Regions from separate parts of the Mus musculus genome. Here region 1 is linked to region 2. Evidence: chromatin contacts called from ENCODE Hi-C or POLR2A ChIA-PET data. All regions are on one chromosome and are shown on one strand. The core of a region is the stretch at or near the end of the contact, and the rest is flanking DNA. Distances in the headings are between cores, read along the strand shown. Region 1 overlaps Npas2 (neuronal PAS domain protein 2). Region 2 holds the start of Npas2 (neuronal PAS domain protein 2).

Evidence for each region. Hi-C counts contacts between places; a loop is a spot of excess contacts on that map. ChIA-PET counts read pairs that join two places held with the same protein, here RNA polymerase II (POLR2A).
Region 1: a loop to region 2 is called in a map of heart, with 8 times the contacts of the local background. The contact joins the enhancer-like site here to the promoter of Npas2 in region 2. A Hi-C loop is called at or near these places in 1 of 37 maps with a recorded cell type or tissue (heart). POLR2A ChIA-PET finds 5 or more read pairs at or near these places in 1 of 5 experiments (Patski).

The regions. Positions count from the first base shown.
Region 1 is chr1:39,226,190-39,231,437 of GRCm38, reverse strand. The region is part of intron 1 of Npas2 (neuronal PAS domain protein 2); the gene reads right to left. Among named protein-coding and RNA genes, the nearest start is that of Npas2, 35 kb to the right of the region's middle. Within about 2 kb of position 1,885, at least 1 of the 3 ENCODE cell types and tissues checked has a DNase peak (open chromatin) inside an H3K27ac peak, as active enhancers do.
Region 2 is chr1:39,192,240-39,197,674 of GRCm38, reverse strand. It overlaps Npas2 (neuronal PAS domain protein 2), which reads right to left and starts at 3,403. Exons shown (of 21, transcript NM_008719.2): 1 at 2,933-3,403.

The DNA.
Region 1 (5,248 bases), core at 636-3,135, 35 kb before region 2:
AGTCTTTGATTTAAAATAAAAATGAAGCCAAGGGACATCAAACACTCCCACTGTAGATCGGCGTCAAGAATGGAATCTGAAAACAACATGATTAACATCAGCTGTTTCTGATTTAGAAGGAAAAGAAATTCAGTAAGCATCACCCCAAAACAAACAAATCTACGTCCACGGAGAGGACAGAACCGGATGCGTGGAAGCCAAATGTCTCTCTTTTAGTCTGAGAAGCGGTCTTATGACTGAACCACTATGTGTTCATGAATGATGTATTGACTCAGTAGCGGTTCTGGCTTTGGTCCTGTGTATTAGTCCATTTTCTGGTGTTATAGCAAAATACCCCCATCTGGATGGTTTATAAAGAAGAGAGAGTTATTCAGCTGAGTTTTGGAATCTGAAAGTCCAAGGTTAGGTGGCCCCATCTATTCAGCATCTAATGAACTATTCCCAGCTAGGTCGCGGTATGAATGACGAGCAGAAAAATGAACCATTTGTCTGCAGATGAAACTAAGCGTGAGAGGTAACTTTGGTTTAAAAAGAAAAGGCAACCGACTCTTGGAAGAGCTGAGTCTCTCCTTGAGGCCATCATGAATTTCCTCCAAGGATAACGTCACCATGACCCAACCACCTTCCACTGTATGTGACTTCCTAAAGGTTCTACAACAACATTACTCTACTGTATTCTAGCATACAGTACTGTGTGTGTGTGGGGGGGCACATTCTAACATATTCAAGCCATAGCACCTTCCTGGATTGAGGTGAATCCTTCTGTCTGTCCACTGAGTTGTGAAAATGCGGTGGTGGTAGTATCTGTTATGGACTTTAATTAATATATTTTTATGTACAGTGGTTGACAAGAGATCCCTGTTTGGAGATTTTAAAAATAGTTTTGTTAGATTTATTTATGTTATTGTCTGGTTATTACTGCTTTGCTTGCTTACATGTATGTAGGGGCACCACATGCAGGTGTGGTGGCCATGGAGGTCAGCTGAATATCCCAGAACTGGAGAACTGGAGTTAGGGAGGCTTGTGAGCTATCATGTGGGTGCTAGGAATTGAATCCAGGTCCCCTGCCACACTAGCAGATACTCTTGACTCTTGAGTCATCTCTTCAGCCCACTGAAGACTCTTTTTTGAATGTATGCATATGTGCATGTCTTTGTGTATTTGTGCACATGAGTGCAGTGCTCAGGGGAGCCAGAAGGGGGCGTTGAATCTTCTAAAGATGGGGTTACAGAGCTGCTGTGAGCCACCTGCAGTGGGCGCTGGAGACAGGGCTTGCGTCCTTTGGAAAAACAGTAAGTGCTCTTGATTACTGAGCCATCCTTCTAGCCTTTGGCATGTTTTACTTTTCAAAGATTTGTATTTACTTTCATTGTGTGGTTATGAGTGGTTCTACCCACACCTATATGGCTGTGTACCATGTACACAGTGCCTTCTGTAGTTACAGAAGGTTGTAAGCCACCATGTAGATGCTGGGAATCAAAAATAGGTCCTCTGGAAGATCAGTTAGTGCTCTTAACGGCTGAACCATCTCTCCAGTCACTCCTGAGTCTGATTCTAATAACTCCACTAGTCTTAATTTTGTTATGTACCTTTGATAGCAAACAGTTTTAATGCTACGTATGAATACACGTATGCATGTGTTCTTAGCACCTGCAGAGGTCACCGAACACACATATGAAATGTGACAAATGCAGCTCGATGCCTTCCCAAGTGTACTGGAGTTAGGTAACCACAGGATGCTACCAGAAACTAATCTATTTATATTCCTCTTTCCTGATAAACACATCAAGGGCTACAGCCAGAAAATAGGCCCCGGGGCTTTAAAATCTGCTGTGAAATGCCAAGTATTTGCCAAGTACTGAATAAAGAAAGCAAAGGGAGTACAACTCTGCAGCACTCGCTATTCAGGAGGAGCTGATTTAAAACCTGGGGGCAAGAAGGCTTGGTCCTTCTTCACAATAAGCAAAAGCCCAGGTTCCTGTGCCCACTGCCCCTCCCATCATGACCTGGCTACCTGCAAGGATCACAGGCCCAAACTAGAAATCTGAATCACTCCTGTCAAAACCTGCTCCTTCCTTCTCTGTATCTCTTGTCTCCACACCCCACTGCTGTTTTCCACCCATCACTGCTCTGCTGGTTTTTTAGCTTTCTACCTACCTTACAGGCGTCTGCATTTTTCTCCTACACCATCACTCTCAGCCCTAGCTTCAGTCCTGCACCCTAGCCAAGCTTCCTAGGAGTCTGTTTCTGTCTTCAACAAATCCTCCGAGGCAGCAACAGTCAAATATTTGAAATACCTCCCTGGCTAGCTACCCTCTAGCTCAGCATCCTCAGGTATACAACTCTTTGCTGAAGGGAGCCAGGCAGGCTCAAGGGCTGGAGCAAGGATAGATTAGAGAAAACTGTATAGGTTCAAAGAGCAACAAGGATGAATCAGAAGTCAGCTGAGAAGGATTCTTACTGTCCAAGGAAGGGGCAAGCAGAGCATCAAAGCTGTAATTATAACTTACAGAACAACACAGGGATCCATCCATACACAGTGACTTAAAGAAGTAGATAGATGGATGGATGGATGGATGGATGGTTATGGTAGACACTGAACTCATTCTTCAAGTGGACTTCCAGTTTATGAAACACGTGAGAGGAAGATGGGATTAGAAATTGACCATTGGGCAATCACTATAGTCATGGTGCTTCAAATAAGAAGTATCAAAGGATACTAGCTAGTGACAAGGTTAAGTGAGAAATAGTGTCTTTATATAGCCTTTGACGCATCAGGAGAGGAGTTCCACGGGAAAACTTGGCAGATACTGCTTCAGTCCGGTGAGCAAAATTATCACCTCCAGCCAGGGCACCAGCCAAGTACATGGTCTTTGAATACACTACAGCCTTCTGATATTCCTGCCGCAAGGACTTTAATCCACTCTAACTCAGCAGCGCACAACAGACAAACCCCAAGCAAAAGCCACCCTATGAAGCAATGACTGGTTACTCTTCCAACTGTTTAGGTCATGAAGAGACTGAAGACAAGATAACAGAATACAAGGTAGATGCTGGACGTTGGATCTCCTAGGGACACGATGGAACATCCCAGTGGGATCTGAGGTCAGAAGCAAATCCTGTCCTAATTTAGCTTTCCATTTTGAGAACCATGCGCAGACACACAGGCTAGCTGCCTGCCCTTAGGCACCATCAGTGGGATCTAATGTCAGATGGTTTAATGAAAATCAGTGACACGGACCTGAATGGAAACCATAAGGTAAATGTGATCCTACATACCGGGGGTTCCCGTGGAGGGTAGAAAGAAGTAAGTTGTCCTGTTCTTGGTTCCTTAAACATGAAAGAATTCAGAACAAAAAATGTTCCCCCGACCAGCTGACCTTGGCCACTGACCCAAAACATCTTTGGCACAAATCACTGAAAGGGACATCAGACTCCTATAACTCAACTGTCCCTTATGTCACTTTTTCTTTCTTTGATAACAACTATTTTAAGTTGTTTTTTTTTTTAAAGCATGTGTATGTGGTTTGTGTACTGAGTGCAGGTAACATTTCAGACCAGAAGAGGGAGTCAGATCCCCTAGAGCTGGACCTAACAGACCGTTGTGAGCTGGGTACTAGGTACATGGTAACTAGGAACTGAACTGGGTCCCTCGGAGGAGCTCATAACCAGTGACTTGTCCCTCCAGACCTTGGAAGGATTATAAACATGTTTTCTTTTCTGCTGGCAAAAGTCTTCTTGCCCCTCTCCACAACTCAAGTCTCAGCTTACATGTTACTTCCTCTGCCCCAGACAGGATCAAGCTTCTCGCCACAGGTAACATTCTACAGTTGTCCATTTAATGTTCCCTCATCCCCACCAGCCGATAAGCCAGTGGGTCTCAACCTGTGGGGTTGTGACCTCTTGTGGGCGTTACATATCAGATAGTTACATTAAAATCCATAACAGCAAAATTACAGTTATGAAGAAGCAACGGGATACGTTTATATCATAGTGACACAAGGAACTACGTTAAGGGGTCTCGGCATTGAGGAGGTCAGCAAGCTGCTGAGAGAGCTCTGGGCTCTGCTTGCTTCCCCCCATCTTCATTTTCCAGGTCCAGGGCCCAATTGCAAGAAGGATCTCACCTTCAGAGACACTCTCACCTGCAGAGACGCGACCGGCTTTCTATTCTTAGATAGTCTTTCCGAGTAAACAAATTGATGTTATTATTTGATTCTTAATACCTGATTTTCCCTAAGACCCTGATCTTGCAATTTGACATTTTCTTTTAAACGAAATATGTAAGTGTTTTGGGAAGATCTTCACAGAGACCAGGGCTGCTATATTTAAACACAAGCACAACTGCAGAACGAGCACGGGCGTCGTGTGAAGTGATGGCCCTTAATGACTTAAAGCAGCCGATGCCAGTAATTAGGACTATTTTCATAGTGCGGAGAAGATGATTTTTGGAAAGTAGAGTAGGGAGTAATTAATTTCACATAATAGTCACACTGGGACCTATTGTGAGCTCTGACATTAATGATGTATTTCTTTTCTGTAATTAATTTTTATGCTCAGTTCTGGGAGCCCTCCACTGACTTCTTCAGAACAGCTCCTCGTTCAACACTCTCAGTTCTCCCAGCCCCATCTACCCTGGCTACTCTCTTTAAAGATAGAGGACACACAGACAACCAGAAAGAGATACCCACCCAGCCAGATTTTAGTCCGGCCAATGCTTTCGCTACTCAGGAAGGTAATTATAGTAATTAATACCAGCAAGGGTGTGTCTTGGAACCTCTGAGCTCCTCTCGGTGGCTGTTGAAGCAGAAGACTGAGAGAGAGGAGCAGTATTTGGCAAAGATAGGGCAGGAGAACTTTATTTCCTTTAGGGGCTCCTGCCATGGTTTTCAATGTAGGCAGTGTTGTGAATGGAAGGTCTGAGTCAGATGGCCTGAGGCTTTTATGGTAAGACAGTGACAGTGAAGACTTCATGGGGAGTACTTGTGAGGGCTGATCTCAGCTGTCACCCTCACCAAAAGTAATGGATGACAATTTCGCTTTGTCCATGTTCTGGAGAAGATTCGTGTAGGGCAGTGTCGGGGGTTCCAAATGTGGGCTGGTGGCTCTCCAAGTAAATGTGCCTATGGTTCCTGCTAGCATCCATGAATGAAGGACTCAGTTGTTATTAGACTCAACATCCACAGATCTTCTGGGAACTTCAGGGCCTTTTGTGCCAGATTATACGTGCTGAAGTACCTGGCTTCTT
Region 2 (5,435 bases), core at 2,154-4,653:
AACAGAAAAATAATTTTTAAAATATCTCCATCCTCTAATATCTTATTCACTATTGCGCGACAGACGACAGACTTCCCCTGGGAAGATGTAACCGACACACATCTACCCACCCCTAGGTATGGGGCTCATGGCAGAGCACAGTACAGATATCACCAAAATCCAACTTAGTGAACCAAGGAGTTTTATTGAAGTTACATACAGGAATGTGGGTGAGGGTGTTACCTATGGGAGCCGAAGCAACAGTAAAAGCAATCCCATTTGCTAGTCCTTACACACATCCCTTACCAGTAATCCCAGAGACCTGGCAAGACAAATTCCCTAGGCACCCAGGTGAGAGGGAGGCTACCCCAAGTCTGACTTTAAACTCTATGTTCTATTTCCTGCCAAGTCACAACACGCTTCGCCATTCACACAGCAGCACAAGGTCAGCTATGAGGAAGCCCTCCCAGAAAACTCCGCCCAAGGCTCTTCCCCCTGGTCCACCGCCCCACAGAGAGGTGTGGCAGGACCTCATTCAGTTTACAAGCACCAGTGTTCTCTCTTCCTCATCTCTGGCTCCTACATGTATGTCTCTGCTATGATTTGTATCAGCTGGCTGTTGTTTAGCACATGCTTGCCTGCTGGTGAGATTAAGTGTATCTGAGAGTCTGCTTGTGTGTGGCACTGAAGCTTCGGCCCCACCCCCAACCCCCAGTGACTCACTGCGCTCCGATTGCCCCTCCCCTTCCACCTCTCTGTACACACTGTTTATTTCACACCCGAATAAAAGAGAAACTCTCATTCCTGTTCTGAATCACCAAATGGAACTAGACACTCTGACCTGCAGACACTCAAGTGGCCTCTAGGGGAAATCCATCTAAGAAATGGCTCTTCGCTTAACACAGCATGTGGCCCTTAATAAAAAAAAAAAATTCAAGTGAGAAACAGCAGGGTCTTAGCTAAAGTTTGCGTGGAAAATGTCTCTGTTACATGCTCGTGTTCAATAAATGTTTCCCCGTGTACTTAGGAATTATTAATCACTATCTGACTTAACACAGGATTACTCATAGTTAAGTACCATATTAGCACTCAGAAACCTAACCTTGGATAGTGATTACCGACAATCCAGTTGTTTCCCAAACCTATTTATTGAGCATCTACTGTGAACATGGCCTCATGGTGATGAGAGGAAAAGATTGGGATGTGACAGTCCTCAACTTGTCTTTGCTACAAACAGCATGGGGGCGGGGCGGGGGAGGGATATGCTAATGAAACATCCCTGTGAGCCAATGCGGCTTCAAGTACCATTTTCACTACGTAAATGTGAAGCTCCATTAGACACTTGCTATGATGAAGCCAATTAAACTGTTAGAGTAAAGCAGCCAAGAGGACTGACTCACTAGGCTATTTTCAAACCCTTCACAATTTGACCTCTGCTGGGGGAGACGTTGCAGTGTGTGTGGGATCAACCAGAACAGCCTGTGGAAAGTTCACAGTGGCTCTTGGCATCCAGGACAAAGCACACGTGTTCTTGTTTTAAAAATGCATGAAGATTTAGCCCTTTGGCTTCTGAGGATTTACTATAAGGAAAATTCTGGACACACACACACACACACACACACACACACACATAGATCATATACCCAGAATGTATGAGAGAAACCTACGTATTAATTTAGCCTGAAGACATTGGCACTTGAGAAGTAGCTACTAATATAGGTTATCAAGATCTAAGACAGACGCTCCCAAAAGATGGATTTAAATTGTGATTTGTTTTTACTGATTTCATTGTTTTTTACATTTTTATTACAAAGCAGCCAGAAACATAAAGCAGAGACCAAATTGTTACAAACAACTAGGTAAGTTAAAAAAAAAAAAACACCAATTGTTTTCTATATAAAGGTCATCTCTTCAGCTACCATGTGAACATCTATCATACCAGGAAATTTTCCTCTCAACACACTCATTGCAATTGTCTCACTCCATTCTCCAGGCATGTTTAACCCTTGGGCGTGTGTTGTAACATTTTATTAATAATGTGCTTTCTCTAGAGTATATCCTCTCCTACCCCTCAAGATGTAACTCTAGGGAGTAGTTGGAATAAAAACCTTTTCCACATCTGCACAGCGGGATGACCTCCAAATAAATAGAGGTACGGGTTTCTGAGGGGAAATGGCAAAAGAGTAGACTGCTGGGAAACACCAGTACCTCAACTGGTTCATATCTGTCAGTAACGAAAAATTTGCTTTGTAAAATAGTGGCCCAGATCGCAATATCTCTTTTAAAAACAGGATTATATTTATTTAGGGGCTATTTAAAAAGAGATTGGAGGTTATTTCTGGCAACGTTTTCCTTCAGAGAAATTTTAGCAGCAGGAAGGAAGATCAAGCCAGTATTTGCTCTTGAGTCTGAAGGGTGCCTTCCAGGGCTGGCCGTTTTTCATGCAAGCCATAATTAGTTGGCCAGTTCGCTGGATGGGGACTTCTCTGTGAAGAGAGAGACAGGAAGGTGTTGACAGAGCTGAGTCCTGCCAGGAACTGCTTCAGGACTAACTACCTGGAAAGTCCAAATGGGAAATCCCTCCTATAAAAGAAAACCCTATTAAGGATAATAGAGTTCTAGTGATTGAGACAGACTAGCTGTCTCCGCCGACGCAGTTAATAACGACTCAATATTCACCTGTAAAGAAGCAAGCTAACCGCGAACTAGGGGCGGATCCTAACGCAATGGATAGAGAAAAAAAAACCCTAAGCTGGGGCCTCTAGGACCCTTGCAACACCTGTTGAACGCTACAGCCTACAACTTTACGAACTAAAGACTCCCGGATTTAACCTTAGGAGATTCTAGAGTCGGTGGAAATGCGCGTGTATGCTTAAGGTTTCCATCTTGCCTTGTCAACAAAACTGGTTACTAATTATTTATGAACCACAGAGCCGAAAACAAACTTTCTTACCTTAAGCAGTTAAGGAGAGGCGGGCAGAGGGGGGAGGCTGGCTTTGAATTGAGCCTCTTGGTACCTGTCCCTGCCCCCTGCTTCCCACCCTAAGTGGCTTTTTAGAAAAGTCAAGGTCGCACCCCTCCTCTACTTGGGGAGGGGGCACACCTCCCACTAAAACAATGTTGTAGCATCCAACCCGGGGAGTCCCAGGAGCGCAGAGCTGTCTAAGCACAAAGACTGGGCTTTCAGTCCAGCCCTAAGCCAAGTCAGACCCAGGAACGTAGTGACACAAGGGCCCGGCCAGGCAACCACACTCTCCAGGCGTCCCGGGCTCCCTACGCTTCGGGATGCCTGCGGTGGGGCTCTGGAAGGGCAGCGGGCAATCTTGAAAGCTTCTGTCCGGGCACGCAGTACCCCTCTAGCACCCTCGGAGGACCCCCGAATCCCGATGTTTGGGGTGCCTAGTCCTCTCTCTTGGCGAGCAGCTCCGGGAGCCCACCGTCTGTCTGGCTGCAGCGGTTGGCAGGACCCGAAGCCCAGGGCGGCAGGACCCGGAGTGCGCAGGACTCACCTCCCCGCGCCCCAACCCCCGGGTGCCTGCGCTGCGCAGCCTCGCGCGGTGTCGCGCCCGAGCGTCCCTCCCTGCCCCGCGCGTCCCCAGCGCTAGCGAGCAGGTGACCAGAGCCGCGAGCCACGCGCACGTATTCCCACCCGAGATCGTGCGTCCCCAAGCGCGGTGGCCTCTTACCTCCGAGCGGGCCGGGGCGGCCCCGCCAGGCCGGGCACCGACTGGGCCGGGGAGACGCGCCTCCCGCCGCCGCGGGGAGCCGGGGCGGCAGGCGGGCTCGGGGAGCTTCTCCCGGGCGGCGGCGGGAGGCGCTGCTCTCGCCGCTGCCGCCGGGGTCTCGGGGCTCCGCGGCCGCTGCGCGGGTCCCTCGGGTCCTGCGGAAAAGCCCGCCGCTCGCGCCGCAAACTCTTGGGCGCGTAGAGCTGGGGACCGCCGCCACCTCCCCGCCCCGCTGCCGCCTCCTCCTCCTCCCTCTTCTCTTTCTCCTCCTCCTCCCGCTCCCCTTCCTCCTCCTCCTCCTCCTCTTCCTCTTAAGCCTCCAGGCTCCGGCGGCTACCCGCTCCCCCCACCCCCCTACGGTCCAAACCCAGTGTGAGCCGCGCACTCAGCGCGTGCCGCAGGGACGCGGACCCTGCGACCCCCCGGCGACTCTCGGCGGGGCAGACACCGGTGCGCCCCCAGGGCCTCTGCGAGTCCTGCGGGGCTGCTTGGGGAGGGGGGTGTGGGGGTATCGACGTGGGGGTCCGGCCAGTCTGGTCCGGACTGGGCGCGGTGGAAGGGGGAGACTGTGCTTAGTGCGGAACCTGGAAGAGGGGAGGCGAGCTTGACATTTGAGGAGCTGCCGGCCAGGGTCCTGCTAAAGTTGTCACTAGGGGGGTAGCAAAGAATCCGTGCCCCGGGTAAATGGGAATCATCTCAGTGCCCACTGCCACTGTGCTGTCACGGGGTGGGGGTGTTTGCTAGAATGTGATTGTCTTGTCCCCCTCGCCCACGCCGACCTCTAAGGGCAGGCCTCTGCGCTTCCGTGACTCAGGTTACTGGGGACGTGGGTGGGTGAGGGAACACCAGGTGAGAAGAAGGGTCCTGGGATGTGAGAGTGAACGCTGTTCGTGGAATATAGCAGCGGTTGCTAGGGAGGAACGCTCGGTGCCTCCTCCAGGGCGAGCTTAACTGGTCAGGAAAATGGGTCAAGGATCGGCAAGAACCCGCTAAATGTCCCCTTGTAACCCCAGGGCCACAGGTCGGGGGCTGCGGCCAGGAGGCGCCCTAGGAGCAGCGCCGGGCCTCTCCCTCCCCGCCCCCACTGCCCTCTCTCCTTTTGCACCAGTGCAGGAAATGTTCCACTGACCTACATATTTTTCCAAACATACGTGACCTTTTTTTTTTTTCCTGTGGGAGGAGACAGGCGAGAATCCAAGAAAAAGAGAAGCTGTAGAGAGCGGCGCGCGCAAGAACACAGGGAGCCCTTTTCCCAAGCTTCTGCAAACCCCTAGCCAAGACAGATGTGCAGACGGGGTACGGGGAACCAGGCCTGCTGTTAGACTCGCTGAGGGGGTTCTGAGCGCGAATGGGGTGATGGGGAGATTGCTAGCCCCGCGGAAGAGCTCAGGGGTGGCGTGTTTCACCCAAACCCACAACAACCCTCTACTGGCGTCCAGAGATCACGGCAGGCAGGCAGGCAGGCACCTGGCTAGACCAGCCGGAAGAGGGGAGCCACGTCCCCGCGCCAGGTGCACAAAGGCCACCTGCTTTCTGACACCCTTTGAGTTCAATTCCTGGGGCAGAGCTCTGTCTTGGCAGCTCTCTTTGGGTCATTCTACATCTCACATTCCAGCAAGTGGCCTGGACAAGGAAAACGCCCCCATTGGCTCCTGGCTACCTATCACCCTCCCCCTCCCTCTTTCTCCCCCTTCCTCTCCCCCTCCCTCTCCCTCTCCTCCCTCTTCCTCT